3 separate regions of the Homo sapiens genome follow, and regions 2 and 3 are each linked to region 1. Evidence: chromatin contacts called from ENCODE Hi-C or POLR2A ChIA-PET data. All regions are on one chromosome and are shown on one strand. Each heading gives the region's core, a stretch centred on a gene start or an enhancer-like site at or near the end of the contact. The rest is flanking DNA. Distances are from core to core; before and after follow the strand shown. Region 1 overlaps LINC01290 (long intergenic non-protein coding RNA 1290). Region 2 holds the start of GRIN2A (glutamate ionotropic receptor NMDA type subunit 2A). Region 3 has its middle 24 kb from the start of TVP23A.

What was found. Hi-C counts contacts between places; a loop is a spot of excess contacts on that map. ChIA-PET counts read pairs that join two places held with the same protein, here RNA polymerase II (POLR2A). Pooled maps may share reads with other maps.
Region 2: a map with no recorded cell type shows a loop between it and region 1 (4-fold over the local background). The contact joins the promoter of GRIN2A here to the enhancer-like site in region 1. A Hi-C loop is called at or near these places in 2 of 168 maps with a recorded cell type or tissue (GM12878 and mammary epithelial cell), 33 of 37 single-sample maps with no recorded cell type and 10 of 50 pooled maps. POLR2A ChIA-PET finds 5 or more read pairs at or near these places in 2 of 52 experiments (A673 and activated CD4-positive, alpha-beta T cell).
Region 3: a pooled map shows a loop between it and region 1 (2.7-fold over the local background). The contact joins two enhancer-like sites. A Hi-C loop is called at or near these places in 2 of 168 maps with a recorded cell type or tissue (heart left ventricle and tibial artery) and 5 of 50 pooled maps.

What each region holds. Positions count from the first base shown.
Region 1 is chr16:10,512,833-10,517,623 of GRCh38, reverse strand. LINC01290 (long intergenic non-protein coding RNA 1290) reads left to right here. Exons shown (of 2, transcript NR_149081.1): 2 at 2,392-2,782. Among named protein-coding and RNA genes, the nearest start is that of LINC01290, 13 kb to the left of the region's middle. Within about 2 kb of position 2,868, at least 6 of the 41 ENCODE cell types and tissues checked have a DNase peak (open chromatin) inside an H3K27ac peak, as active enhancers do.
Region 2 is chr16:10,180,763-10,185,553 of GRCh38, reverse strand. GRIN2A (glutamate ionotropic receptor NMDA type subunit 2A) reads left to right here and starts at 3,126. Exons shown (of 13, transcript NM_001134407.3): 1 at 3,126-3,677. RefSeq lists silencers at 3,859-3,918, 3,929-4,038.
Region 3 is chr16:10,840,867-10,845,657 of GRCh38, reverse strand. It overlaps the pseudogene LOC729945. Among named protein-coding and RNA genes, the nearest start is that of TVP23A, 24 kb to the right of the region's middle. RefSeq lists an enhancer at 2,397-2,626. Within about 2 kb of position 2,502, at least 7 of the 41 ENCODE cell types and tissues checked have a DNase peak (open chromatin) inside an H3K27ac peak, as active enhancers do.

The sequences.
Region 1 (4,791 bases), core at 1,619-4,118:
GGTGGTTATGACCCAGAGCATCGGAGCTTCCTCCTTACCTGTCAGTTCTCTTCTTTCCCTCTCTAAGCACAATAAACACAGTGGCCCTGAGAGGTGTCTTGAAAATATAATAACAGGCCAGGCGCGGTGGCTCACACGTGTAATCCCAGCACTTTGCGAAGCCAAGGCGGGCGGATCACTTAAGGTCAGGAGTTCAAGACCAGCCTGGCCAACACGGCAAAACCCCGTCTCTACCAAAAATACAAAAATTAGCTAGGTGTGGTGGCAGGCGCCTGTAGTCGCAGCTACTTGGGAGGCTGAGACAGGAGAATTGTTTGAACCCAGGAGGCGGGGGTTGCAGTGAGCCAAGATCACACCACTGCACTCCACCCTGGGTGACAGAGGCTGACTCTGTCTCAAAATAAAAAAAAAAAAGAAGAAAAAAAGAAACATCTGAGACTGGGTAATTTATAAAGAAAAGAGGTTTAAGGCCGGGCACGGTGGCTGACGCCTGTAATCCCACCACTTTGGGAGGCTGAGGCAGGCAGATCACAAGATCAGAAGTTTGAGACCAGCCTGACCAATATGGTGAAACCCTGTCTCTACTAAAAATACAAAAACTAGCCAGGTATGGTGGCAGGCACCTGTAGTCCCAGCTACTCGGCAGGCTGAGGTAGGAGAATCTCTTCAACTCAGGAGGCGGAGGTTGCAGTGAGCCATCATTGCTCCACTGCACTCTAGCCTGGGCAACAGAGAGAGACTCTGTCTCAAAAAAAAAAAAAAAAAAAAAAAAAGGAGGTTTAATTGGCTCATGGTTCTTCAGGCTTTATGGGAAGCATGATGCTGACATGTGCTCAGCTTCTGGGGAGGCCTCAGGAAGCTTACAGTCATGGTGGAAGGCAAAGGGGAAGGAGGCATGTCACATGGCCAGGGCAGGAGCAAGGGTGGGGGCGCCACACATTTTTATTTTATTTATTTATTTTTGAGACAGAATTTCACTCTTTTTGCCCAGGCTGGAGTGCAATGGCGTGATCTCGGCTCACTGCAACCTCCACCTCCCAGGTTCAAGTGATTCTCCTGCCTCAGCCTCCTGAGTAGCTGGGATTACAGGCAGGTGCCAACACCCCCAGCTAATTTTGTATTTTTAGTAGAGACGGGGTTTCACCATGTTGGCCAGGCTGGTCTCCTACTCCTGACCTCAGGTGATCTGCTCCCTCGGCCTCCCAAAGTGCTGGGATTACAGGCGTGAGCCACTACGCCCAGACACCACACAGTTTTAAATGACCAGATCTCATAAGAACTCACTATCACAAGGACAGCACCAAGTGGATGGCACTGAACCATTCATGAGAAACCACCTCCATGATCCAATCACCTCCAACCAGGCCCTACCTCCAACACTGGGGAGGAAAATTCAATGTGAGATTTGGGTGGGGACAAATATACAAACTACATCAACACCCCGAATTCTTTCTGGAGAGCTCTCTCTGCCTCCCTGTGGGCAATGTCTTGTAGAGGTCAATCAAAGTGACTTGTAGCATATGACCCAAGCCAGGCCAATCAACTTCCTCTTTCGGAGCCTCTCCTGGGCTCCCCAGTGGGATGCCACAAGGATGGAAACCCAGTTGATCTTGATTCCTCCAGCGCCTGTCTCCTATGAAGTCTCCCCTTCAGCCTCTTCTCTGATATTCTCCTTGCTGTGTGTTGAGCCTTCTCTAGCCCAGAGCAAGATTCTGGGGGTTACCCCATGTGCTTCCCCCAGCCCCTCTCCTGATTAAGTTCTGGTGCTCTCAGCAACTCTGAGTTTTCTGAAGGTTTTCTCTCCTTTTTTTTTTTTTTTTTGAGATGGAGTCTCACTCTGTCACCCAGGCTGGAGTACAGTGGCACAACCTCGGCTCACTGCAACCTCTGCCTCCTGGGTTCAAACGATTCTTGTGCCTCAGCCTCCCTAGTAGCTGGGACTACAGGTGCATATCACCACGCCCGGCTAATTTTTTTTTTGTATTTTTAGGAGAGACGGGGTTTCACCATGTTGGCCAGGCTGGTCTCAAACTCCTGACCTCAAGTGATCCTCCCGCCTCCGCCTTTCAAAGGCTGGGATTACAGGTGTGAGCCACCACACCTGGCTGAAGATTTTCTCTCTTATTCCATGACTGCATCCTGCTGCAATGCTCTGGAAACCTTCGTCCTGTTTTATATTTTCAAAGGGAGCAGAAAAGAGTTGAGGTTTCCTATGTGATTTATTTGGCCACATTCAACTTAGTCCATCAGATAAGCTTTGTTATCGTTGACTACATAGACTGCATGGCTTCTATGGTTTCATTGAGATTTGAACACTTTTCACTTGTGTTGGATTTTCAGCTTAAACTAATTTATTTTAATTGACGTCATTCAATTCCAATTTTATAAAAGGATGAACGCACGACGGAAAAGAGTAGGGAACATTTTGCTTGATGAGAAAATCCGCCAGCAAGGATGTTGGGCTCTAAGCAGAACTGAAGCTCTGGAATTAAGAACACAGCCAAGGAAGAGCTCTGGACTCTGAGTTTAAAGAAGCTGACTGACTTGTAAGGCAATTCCAGGTAAGATTGGTGAATCAAGTTAAGAATCAAAAGCAACTGAGATCAACGTGGAGGCCTGGAAGGTAAGGGCCATATTTTACCTAGATACTAGCTTAGAGACTTGCTACATTGGCACTGTATTTTAAGTATGTTATTTAGTAGTATTGTGAAATCAACTGGTTTCAACATTGAAAAGGATAAAAATAGCTTATGAAAACAAAACGGTTTTTTTTTTTTTTAAAGGATAAGGTGCATGTTTAATTTCAATTGCAGAAATGAAGGGAAGAGGCACTCCTGCCACCTGGTGGGCATTTATCCAAATTGTTTGTTCAGGTCTTTTAGGGGTGAAATTCGGGTTGTTGAATCTAGGTTGAACACACAAACATTCCAGCCCCAGCAGCAGTTGGGTCTTATTTCCTTCCCCTTGACCTGGGATCTGTACCTTTCTGTTTCCAATTAAGGCCTTTATAAATGAAAGCAACCTGGTTTGGCCAGATAAAAGTTCATGTCTCCTTGCCCGTGTCCTTGTGAACTGTATGACACTGCTCTCTGGAAATCTCGTGTGTGTACTTTTCACTTGTTAACCTCCTGTGTCCCCCACTACAAGGTCAGCTGCAAGAAGGCAGGGATTCTGTCTGGTCTTGCTATTCATGATAGTGCCTGGTACACTGTCTGGCATATTGGTCGATAGTTCCCTGATGAATGAAAATTTAACAAATAGGTGAAAACAGAGTTTTGGGTTGCCTGAGTGGCATGTTCCAAACCTTTACCATATGGTAAACCTCTTAGTTCAACTGCTAATAATTTCTTCTGTGTCTTGGGTTACAATCAACCTACCCAAGTTTGGCCTCTATCTTGCTGCAAGAAATAACTCCTGCCCATAGCTGTACCAGATTAGATTTATACAGAACCCAGTAGCCTGAAAGAAGACCTCCAATCCTACTACTTAACTATCCCAAATATCTCTCTGCTTGCTACTCATGGGTCCCAATTTGCAAGCAAGTGGTAGGTGAGTGTCCCTGGCTCATGGGACATTTTTTTTTTTTTCGTAAGGAGATAAGGGGTAGATAAGTAGAATTAGCCCAGTGGGAAATGATTTCAAGCTGCGGATTGATGATTAGGGTAATTTGTGGGTAGTCCAGAGAATGCCCCATGATCCTAAAGAATTACCATCATGCGTTGTTGCGATAGTGGTCAGATGAGTTTGAATTGATCATTGGCTGTGATTAGGGAGTCTCCTGTGCTGACCCATGTCCTCCCTTCAGAGGCATCTGGAACATCAATCCTGCAGATTATTCAGCTCATTAGGAATTCCCCGTGGAAGCTCAATACTTTCCTGAATCTGAATAGTTAAACCTCTGTGTTGCAAAAATCAAATACCATCTGGCTTTTGTGTTGTCTTGGCTAAATCCAGTCAATCCCAGCTTCTTCAATGGCATTTATGATATTCTGTTCCCACAAATCCAGAGAATCATAACTGGGTTAGAAACAGTTTTATTTAATCTTGGGTGTAGAAAGATTGTTTTCATAGATCAGACAGCATTTACCTCCATCAGAGTAAGAAAAAAGAATGTCCAGGTGTGTCCTTGCCCCAGTGATCACAGCATCTGTTGATATGTTCCTTGATATCAGTATATAGATCAAACTTACTGTCATCTTTAAAGAAGTTTACTTCATTCAAGTGCGGTGGCTCATGCCTGTAAAACCAGCACTTTGGGAAGCTGAAGTGGATGGATCACTTGAGGTCAGGAGTTCGACACTAGCCTGGCCAACATGGTAAAACCCTGTCTCTACTGAAAAAGTACAAAAATTAGCCAGGCATGGTGGCATGTGCCTGTAGTCCCAGCTACTCAGGAGCCTGAGGCATGAGAATCGCTCGAACCTGGGAGGTGGCGGTTGCAGTGAGCCAAGATCGTGCCACTGCATTCCAGCCTGGGCGACAGAGTGAGACTCCATCTGAAAAAAATAAATAAATAACTTAATGGCATTGACAAATGGTTGCCCACCCCACAAACCACCCACATACCCTAGTATCAAAATTATGGGAAATTGTTTCTTTCAAAGAGACTTCAGAAAAATATTGTATCCTGGTATAGAATGGATGGTTATTTCATTGTTTATATGAAAGGGCCTTGCTTGTTGACCAGTATTTGTATTTTAATTAATTTTTGTCCTTTCCCACTATCTAAGTAGCAAATCTGTCATAACTCCTGTGGTTACTGTCTTTTTAGACTTTGCCTGTGTGTTTGGA
Region 2 (4,791 bases), core at 1,877-4,376, 330 kb after region 1:
CAGAGGAATCTTCTAGACATCAGGGTAAGTGAAAAAAGCCAGTCACCAAAGAATACATAGTGTAAAATTCCACTTATATGAAGTTCAGAAAAGGGCAAAACTAATACATGGTATTAGAAATCAAAATTGTAGTTTACACTGAATGGGGGGAGTGGGATTGACAACAAAGGGACACAAGAAAACTTCCTGGTGGTGATGAAAATACTCTGTACCTCATTTTACGTGACGGTCTATGTGGATACACACAATCTCAAAAGTAACAAACTGGCTGGGTGCAGTGGCTCACACCTGTAATTTCAGCCTTTGGGAGGCCAAGGCCAGAGGATTTCGTAAAGACAAGAGTTTGAGACCAGCATGGACAACATAGCAACACCCAATGGCTACAAAAAATAAAAAATTTGCCAGATGTGGTGGCATGTGCTAACCACCACAAGTCCTAACTACTTGGGAAGCTGAGGCAGAAGGATCACTTGAGCCTAGGAGTTCAAGTTAATAGTGAGCTACGACCACACCACTGCACTCCAGCCAGGGCAAGAGTGAGACCCTGTCAAAAAAACAAAACAAAACAAAACAAACAAACAAAAAAATAAAAAAACACCAAAAAACCTTCACAAATGAAACCCTTGAGAGATATGCATTTTATTGTCTATAATTTATAACTCATTTAAATAAAATGGCCTAACTTCCCCTTTAGACCCCAAGCCAGAGTCTTGCATGGGTGCCAAGGAGTGGCCTAATCAGTTCAGCCCAGCCATAGACTCAAGAAAGGAAACATTTTCCTGTTCCCTGCCTTATATTATACAATCCCCCATTTTAATTTACTTTCCAGCATTTCCCTCACGCTTTCTCTGTCTTTTGGATTAAAAAAAAAACAAAAACAAAAACCCAGGAAACCCAGCATAGAACAACCAGCTCAATAATGAATCCATTTGTCTCCACACACTGTGCCCCTCTCCTGTCTCCATTTCAGCAGCCACATCCACATTCTTGGAAGAAGTTCCCCTGCTTCCAGGCTACTTCAAGGTGCATGATGTTGATTGAGCATCTACTATGTGCCAGACCTTGTTGACCCCTTTATTAAGGCTACTTCCTTTTCTTTTCAAAATAATCCTGAGAAGTAGATGTTTTTACTGCCCCCCATTTCCAGATTAGTGATCAATAAAGGGAAGTAATATAATGTCCAAAAGTGATATTTTAGTTTGATCCAGGTGCCATAGCAAAACATCATCAACAGCAGAAGTTTATTTCTCTCACTTCTTGAGGCTGGGAGGTCCAAGATGAAGCAGCAGCAGACTCAGTATTTGGGGAGGGCCTAGTTCCTGTTCATAGGCCGATGCCTTCTTGATTAAGTCTCACTTGGTGGAAGGACCTAGCTGACTCTCTGGCATCTCTTTTATAAGACCACAAATCCCATTTTACTCTCATGAAGCCATGAAGTCACCTCCTAAAGTCCCCACCTCCTAATACCATCACCTTGGGAGTTAGGATTTTATCCTATGAATTTGGGGGTGGGAACACACACATTTAGACCGCAGCAGGTGACATTAGGTTAAGTGGAGGAGGCAGGGTTGGAACAGTCATTGCAAAACCTCTTAGAATTTAAGACCCCTTTCCTTCCAAGGCCTGAAAGGCAGACAGGCGTTGGAGATACAGGTGAATATAAAAGGGGCAGAGCTCCTCCCTTGACCATGTATTTCATGCCCAGTCGCTAGAATTCAAGTCAACCAAGCCCTCACACACCCGGGCCGTCCCATGTTCTCTGGCTCACCTCTTCTGGTAGCTTAGAAGTGGCAGCCTCAGGGAGGCTTCTGTTTGGTAGAACTTAGAAGGAAGCATGTGGGAAATGCAGATGTCTTTGCTTTTAGGATTCTGGCTCCCTGAGATCAGAGGAGTGGGTTCCCGTACGGGGGTGGCGAGGCACAGGGAGAAGCATTGGAGCAGACTCTGTGTGTGTGTGTGTGTGTGTGTGTGTGTGTGTGTGTGTGTCGGCGCGCCTGTGCGTGGAGGGGGATAACTGTACCCAGCGCGAGGCACTGGGGGAGGAGGAAGCGGTAGCAGAGATCTGAATAATTGATTCTTCAGCCGCACCAGACGCCCGGGAGCGGGCGGAGAGCGTGGTTCCAACACCACGGACAGCAGCGCGCGCCGCCGCAGGCGCCCCCGTCGCCAGCCAGCCACCTATCCTGGCCTTATTTGCCGCCGTGCGCTCTCGGAACGGGTGGCCGCGCTCCGCGTCGCCGCCGAGGGACTGCGGGGTCTGTCTCGACCCACCTAGGAGAGAGGCTGCGGGCAGGAGACGCTTTCGCCCGCCGGAGCTCGAAGCCTCTTGGGCTTGAGCGGGGGCTACTGCGTCTCGCCGGCTGAGAACAAGTCCCTAAGTTGGTGTGGAGGGCGCCGCTACCTTCCTTCTCCTCTTCCTCGGAGGCGACCGCAGCAGAAAGACGCCCCGGGAACCCGGCTTTGCCAGTGCTGTGAACCAGGGTGTCCAGGCGCTCACCGGACTCCCGCTGGGAAGTGGGGAGCCGAACGCCCGGCGCGGAGCTGGCCCAGCAGCGAAGGGCCCGGAGGGAGCTGCCTTTCCCCGCCCGCGCCTCTCTCGGCCGGGGACCGCGGGGATCCCCGGCCACACGCGAGCGCGCTCCCACACTCACACACACACTCGCCCTCAAACACACCAGCCCGGAGCTGGGTTGCGGAGAGGGTGCTCCGGCGCGCTCAGAGGACCGGGCAGTTGCCGTCCGGAGTGGGGCAGGAAGCGGAGCTAGGGATCTTGGAGGGGAGCTCCTAGGGCTTGGCCGGATCATGGGACCGGGTGAGCGCTGAGAATCGCGGCCGCAGCCATCAGCCCTGGAGATGACCAGGAGCGGCCACTGCTGAGAACTATGTGGAGAGAGGCTGCGGTGAGTGCTAGCGCGGGACGCCGGGCCTGGGAGGCCCCCTTGGGAAGGGGGGAGGTGGGAGGCCTGAAGAGGGAGGAAGCGGCAGGATCACAAGAGGGTCGCTGCGTGGGAAAGATCCACCTCCCTCGGGGAACCGGGACCGCGGGAGCCCGCGTCCTTCCCTCCCCCTCTCCTACTGCTGGCTCGTCACAAACTCAGCCAGCGCCCCCCCACCCTCGTTACCTCCTCTTTCTCTCCCTACCTCCCTCGCTCAGCAGCTCCCGGTCGCACAACTCCCAGCAGCCGGCGCTGGGGAGGTGGTAGGGGGTGCGGGTGGAGGTGCCCAGTTAGCTTCTCGTGGGTGGCCAACCTGGGGCTCCCATTCTCCTGTGCACCCTGGAGTGGAGCTCCCGCTATCAGCCACAGGGGCTGAGGATCCGCACTGGGGGCGTCGTGGGCATCGGGCTTCAGCTTCCCCCCTCTTGTCTAGCCCCCCTGGGCGCATAGGGGGGCTTGTGAGCACTGCAGACTGCAGCCTTCCCCTCAACCCTCCCTCCCCTCGTTGGTGGGCTGACCCTGCCTCTCCTTCTCTCCTCCGCCCCGTTAGAGCCCTGCTGCAGAGCCTCCGGCTGGGATAGCCGCCCCCCGTGGGGGCGATGCGGACAGCGCGGGACAGCCAGGGGAGCGCGCTGGGGCCGCAGCATGCGGGAACCCGCTAAACCCGGTGGCTGCTGAGGCGGCCGAGATGCTCGTGCGCGCAGCGCGCCCCACTGCATCCTCGACCTTCTCGGGCTACAGGTACGTCCCAGAGGGAGATCAGGGCTCCTTGGGCCGGGGAGGAGGGAGACTCGACCGGAGGGAGAGCGGGAGAGGGATCAGGCTAGAGAGGGAGAGGGAAAGCGGGAGGGAGCCCAGCGGCGAAGTGCAGGAGGGGCACCAGGGGGCGCTGCGGCTCCGCGCTCCGCGGCGCTTACCCAGGAACGTCGAGGCCTCTTGGAGTTCGCCTCAACTTCCCCCGGCTCCAGCAGCGTCCGTCCCGAGAGGCGCGCGTCAGGGCACGCGTGCACGACCGTGCTGGTATTTGCAGGTACGCAGGGCTGTGCACCTGCCGCAGTTCATGCGTGTGCACCACCTGAGGACATGTGAGGACTCCGGCTGGCCGTGGGCACCGCTACAGCAGTCTGAGGAAGTGCGCAGAAAAGCGCGCGTGCCTATGAGCGTGTGCGGCCCACTGCCCACGTGCACCTAGGACTTGGCAACAGCGCCCGCAGTAGAAAGGCTAGGGAGGGGCTGTACAGTCCACGTCCGTCTGGGAGCTTCTTGGGAGCCTACCTTTCCCCCTACGCACGTTCTTTGCCAGCTCCTACGCGCTGGCCCGCGGGGGGACGCGCCTACTCTCCAGAATTCAGCATTGCACACGGCGCGCGTGAGAGAGGGTGTGTGTGTGTGAACATGTGTGTGTGCGTGTGTGTGTGCACGTGTGTGTGCACGCGCGCGTGTAGGGGTGAAGGACTCTCCACGGCCCCTTGGCTCGAGGTGGGGCGAGCCCCAAGTTCCCCAGGCACAGCGGAGCCTGGGCCCACCAGGCAGCGTCCTCACTCCCAAGCACTTGGGGTGTACTCTGACTGAGAGGAGCCGGGTCTGTAGTTGGGGCTGGGCGTAGAGCAAAGTGTGTGGTGCACACGACGGGCTCGTAGGGGGCGGGGTCAGCCAACTAGCTGAGCTCTCAAGCTGGGACGCGGGGTCTGGGTGCCGCCTCCGCACGCCCTGCGGGGTCTGTAGTTCGCTCCGCGCCAGCAGGGGGCGGGGTTGATAACTTGGTCCTCTCTATCCCAGGTGGGAGGGGTTGGATGGAGGGTTTATTCTGTGCACCTAGGAGCTTGGTGGGGTACAGAACACGCGCGGCGCTTAG
Region 3 (4,791 bases), core at 1,253-3,752, 330 kb before region 1:
TACTCATCAACATTGCCTCAATTCTCTTGACGGTGTGTGAGTTTATACCTACTAAAAGGCTACTTGTGGAAAGGCTAAGAACTAATTTCCATCTTCCACCCCACCTGACTGCCAAACCTGTTATCATCAGGGTGCCTTCCCATCCATTCATTGGAACAAGATATTGAAAGAACCACCATTCATCTACCGCTCCGTATTCTTCCGTTCCAGGAAAATTTCTGGCTTTATTTCTTTGATGCCTTCTTCTCTTCTGCCTTCTCACTTCTCTTTTTAGAGAATCCCTAAACTCTTTTAGTCAGTTGTCTGGATACTCATTCATAGAGGCCTCACCTGTCTTCCGTACCGACCCAGCCTTCTGTTGCCCTGTATAGAAAGCAGAATGATGGGAAAAGATGGAGGCAGGTAGAATGCAGTGAGTTAAATTGTGTCCCTAAAAAATATATGTCCGTGGCCAGGTACAGTGGCTCATGCCTGTAATCCCAGCACTTTGGGAGGCTGAGGGGGCAGATCACTTGAGGTTAGGAGTTCCAGACCAGCCTGGCCAACATGGTGAAACCCCGTCTCTACTAAAATACAAAATTACAAAATGCAAAAATACTGAAATACAAAAGTACAAAAATTAACTGGACACGGTAGTGCAAGCCTGTAATCCCAGCTACTGAGGCTGAGGCAGAAGAATCGCTTGAACCTGGGAGGCAGAGGTTGCAGTAAGCTGAGATGGCACCACTGCACTCCAGCCTGGAAGACAGAGCGAGACTCCATCTCCAAAAAAGGAAAGAACAAAAGAAAAGAAAAGAAAAGAAAGGAAAGGAAAGGAAAGGAAAGAAAAGAAAAGAAAAGAAAAGAAAAGAAAAGAAAAGAAAAGAAAAGAAAAAATGTCCGTGGCCAGGTACAGTGGCTCACACCTGTAATCCCAGCACTTTGAAAGGCGGAGGTGGGAGGATGGCTTGAGCCCAGGAGTTCAAGACCCACCTGGGCAACATAAAGAGCCCTCATTTCTACCTTAAAAAAAAAAAATGTTCAAGTCCTAACTCTCCATACATGAGCAAACTTAATTCGAAATAGGATCTTTGCAGATTTCATTAAGAATCTCAAGATGAGATCATCCTTGATATAGGTTTGACACAGGTCAAAATCCAAAGACTTGTGTCCCTATAAAGAAAGTAGAGGGAGATTTGAGACACAGGAGAGAGAGGAGAAGGCCAGGTGAAGATGGAAGCAGGGACGCCCAGGGGTGGTGGCTCACACCTGCAGCCCCAGCACTTTGGGAGGCCGAGGTGAGAGGATGGCTTGAGTCCAGGAGTTCCATACCAGCCTGGGCAACACAGAGAGACCTTGTCTCTACAAAAAAAGTTCTAAAAATTAGCAGACATGGTGGTCTGCGTCTGTAGTCCCAGCTACTCTGGTGGCTGCGGATCACTTGAGCCTGAGAGGTGGAGGCTGCAGTGGGCTATGATCATGCCACTACACTTCAGCATGGGTGACAGAGAGACCCTGTTTCAAAAAAAATAACAAGTCTCCAGCATTTTATTTTGGGGAAATTGGGTTTGGTTCATGCTGGTCCCTCTTCCCTGTTGCAATGGTTTTACTGAATGAAATCTTCTTCAGTGCATTAGCTAGTGGTGGGCTCTGTTTATCTTTGATGGGCAGAGCCAGAGGTATAAAAACAGTGTGCTCATTCTCCTCCACCTTCCAATCTCCTGTCTGGGCCCCGCATTGGCCAATGGGAGCCTGTGGGTGGTGGGCACCACAGCTGCCTGCTGATTGGGGCTCTTATGGTCAGCATCTGTGCAGACGGCAGGTGGGGAAGGGAAGAGAAGGGAGGGGAATCCCTCTGGAGGCAACAGAAGCTAGCCAGCACACCCTGCTTCCTGGGCGCTTCTCGTGGCATCAGCAACAGTCTTATCATGACTGTCCCTTAAAACATTCCAAGGCTGGGTGCGATGGCTGATGCCTATAATCCCAGCACTTTAGGAGGCTGAGGTGCGTGGATCACTTGAGCCCAGGAGTTTGAGACCACCCTGGGAAACTTGGCAAAATCCCATCTCTACAAAAAATACAAAAATTAGCCGGATGTGGTGGTGTACACCGTAGTCCCAGCTACTCGCGGGACTGAGAAGTGGAAGGATCGCTTGAGCCCAGGAGGTCAAGGCTGCAGTGAGCCAAGATTGCACCACTGCACTCCAGCCTGGGTGACACAGCAAGACCCTGTGTCCAAATTAAAAAAAAAAATTCGAAAATGTCTCACTTCTTCTGGGCAATGTGCTCTGAACTTCCAGCTTTGGTCTCAGGACACACCTAAGACACAGCGGCTCTCCAGGTGGGTTCTGATGTCAGATAAAGACATGCATGACCCTGCCTGTTGGGTCACACGGCTGGCAGGATGGCTCTGAAGGCCTCATGTGTGTCTGGCCTGTGCTTAAATCCCAGCCAAGGGAAGCAGCCGCCCAGTCCCAAGGCCTGGCTTTCGGTTTCAGGCTGCCTGTGGTCACACCAAACTCAAGGACTCTAGAAAATATTGTCCTGGTTCTGCAGCCTCTGGAAACCCCCTAAAACTCCCAGCAGGTGGGAAGGTGCAAGGGGCTGTGAGGAGGAAGCCTCAAAGGCCCCAGTCCCCACGCCTCGCTGGGGTGCCTCTCTCCTTCTAGGATCTGGGAGTAAGGTTTCTCTTCTGACATCCTCAGCCTGGCCCTCCTGCCAGCCTCCACCCCTCACCAGGAAAGGAGAATACTCATTTATTATATTTTATTTATTTATTTATTATATTTATATATTTATTATATTATTTATTTTTACAGACAGCATCTCACTTTGTCACCCAGGCTGGAGTGTAGTGACATAATCACAGCTCACTATAGCCTCGAACTCCTGGGCTCAAATGAGCCTCCTGTCTCAGCCTCCCAAGTAGCTGGGACTATAGACATGCACCACCAAGCTCAGCTAATTTTTTAATTTTTTTTAGAGACGAGGTCTCACTCTGTTGCCCAGGCTGGTTTCAAACTCATGGGCTCAAGCAATCTTCCCACTTTGGCCTCTCAACATGCTGGGATTACAGGTGTGAGGCACCATGCCTAAACTGGAGAATATTTAAAATCCAGAAAGGAAACAAAAACTGTGCTATTAGGAGGCAGGACAATGGTTCCTCTGGCAGGGGAGTGGCTGGAAGCGACTGACCCCCACAGGGGCTTCTGGGGGCTGCAAACATCCTGTTTCTTGGTCTGGATGCTGGATCTCCGGGAGTGTTCAGTTTCTGAAAATGCATTAAGTTGTACATTTATGATTTTGCACTTTATATATGTTATGCTATTGTTTAAAAAATATATATATTTTTTGATAGAGTGAAGCTTTGGAAAATAGCCTGCCAGTTTCTCAAAAGTTACAAAGGGAGCTGGGCATGGTGACTTACACCTGTAATCTCAATGCTTTGGGAGGCTGAGGCAGGAGGATCACTTGAGACCAGGAGTTGGAGATCAGCCTGGGCAACATAATGAGACCCCCATCTCTACAAATATAAAATTAGCTGAGCATGGTAGCGCACTCCTGCAGTCCCAGCTACTCAGGAGGCTGAGGCAGGAGCCCAGGAGTTGGAGGCTGCAGTGAGCTGTGATCCCACCGCTGTACTCTAGCCTGGGCCACAAAGTGAGACCCTCTCTCTCTAAAAAGAAAAAGTAAAAAAGAAAGGTGTTCTAAAATTGACTGTGGTGAAGCTTGGACAACTTTGTTTGTATACTAAAAGCCAATGGCTGGGCACAGTGGCTCACACCTGTAATCCCAGCACTTTGGGAGGCTGAGGTGAAATGATGACTTGAGCCCAGGAGTTCGAGACCAGTCTGGGCAACACAGGGAGACCTCATCGCTATAAACAAATTCGAAAAGTTAGCAGACATGGTGGTCCAGCTACTCGGAGGCGAGGTGGGAGAACTGCTTGAACCCAGGAGGCGGAGGTCGTGCTGCTGCACTCCAGCCTGGGTGATAGAGTGAGACTGTCTCCAAAAAAAGAAAGAAAAGAAAAAAAGCCATTGAATTGTACACTCTTAATGGATGAGTTGTATGGTATGGGAATTATACCTCAATAAAACTGTTATAAGAAATTCAGCAGGGCATAGAAAGGAAACATAGTGAGTTTTTGGCCAACGTCAGCACCATCACCTCAGATTATTCCACCACATCGTCTGCTACATACTTGACTAGCCTGGACTCCAGTAGACTGAGCCCTGAGGTGCAGTCGTGGCAGAGAGCAAGGGGGACGAGGCAGACGACGAGAAAAGCGAACTGATCCTTGAAGGGCGGCCTGTGGAAACCGACAGCGGGAACGAGTTTCCCATTTTCCCCACAGCTTTGACTTCGGAGAGGCTTTTCCGAGGAAAACTGCAAAAAGTGACTAAGAGCAGCCGGAGAAATTCTGAATGAAGTGAAGTAAGTTGCACCGAGGGAAGTTTAACATCAAGTTTAGATAGCCGGAGACAGCTCTTCAGTTCCCATAAACTCATCACATGTGATATTCTCTCCAGGAAAAAATCAGCGAGATTCAAGTCAGACAGTGGAAGTCTAGGAGATGCCAAGAACGAGAAAGAAACACCTTCATTAACTAAAGTGTTTGATGTTATGAAAAAAGGAAAGTCAACTGTGAGTTTACTGACACCCACCAGAGGTGGATCCGAAAAACAGGAATCCACATGGAAAACGAAAAAAGCAGATCAGCTAAAACTGAGACCCAGAGCCCCTGCGGATGACGTGTTTGGAGTAGGGAATCACAAAGCGAATGCCGCGACTGCTAAAAGGAAAAGCACC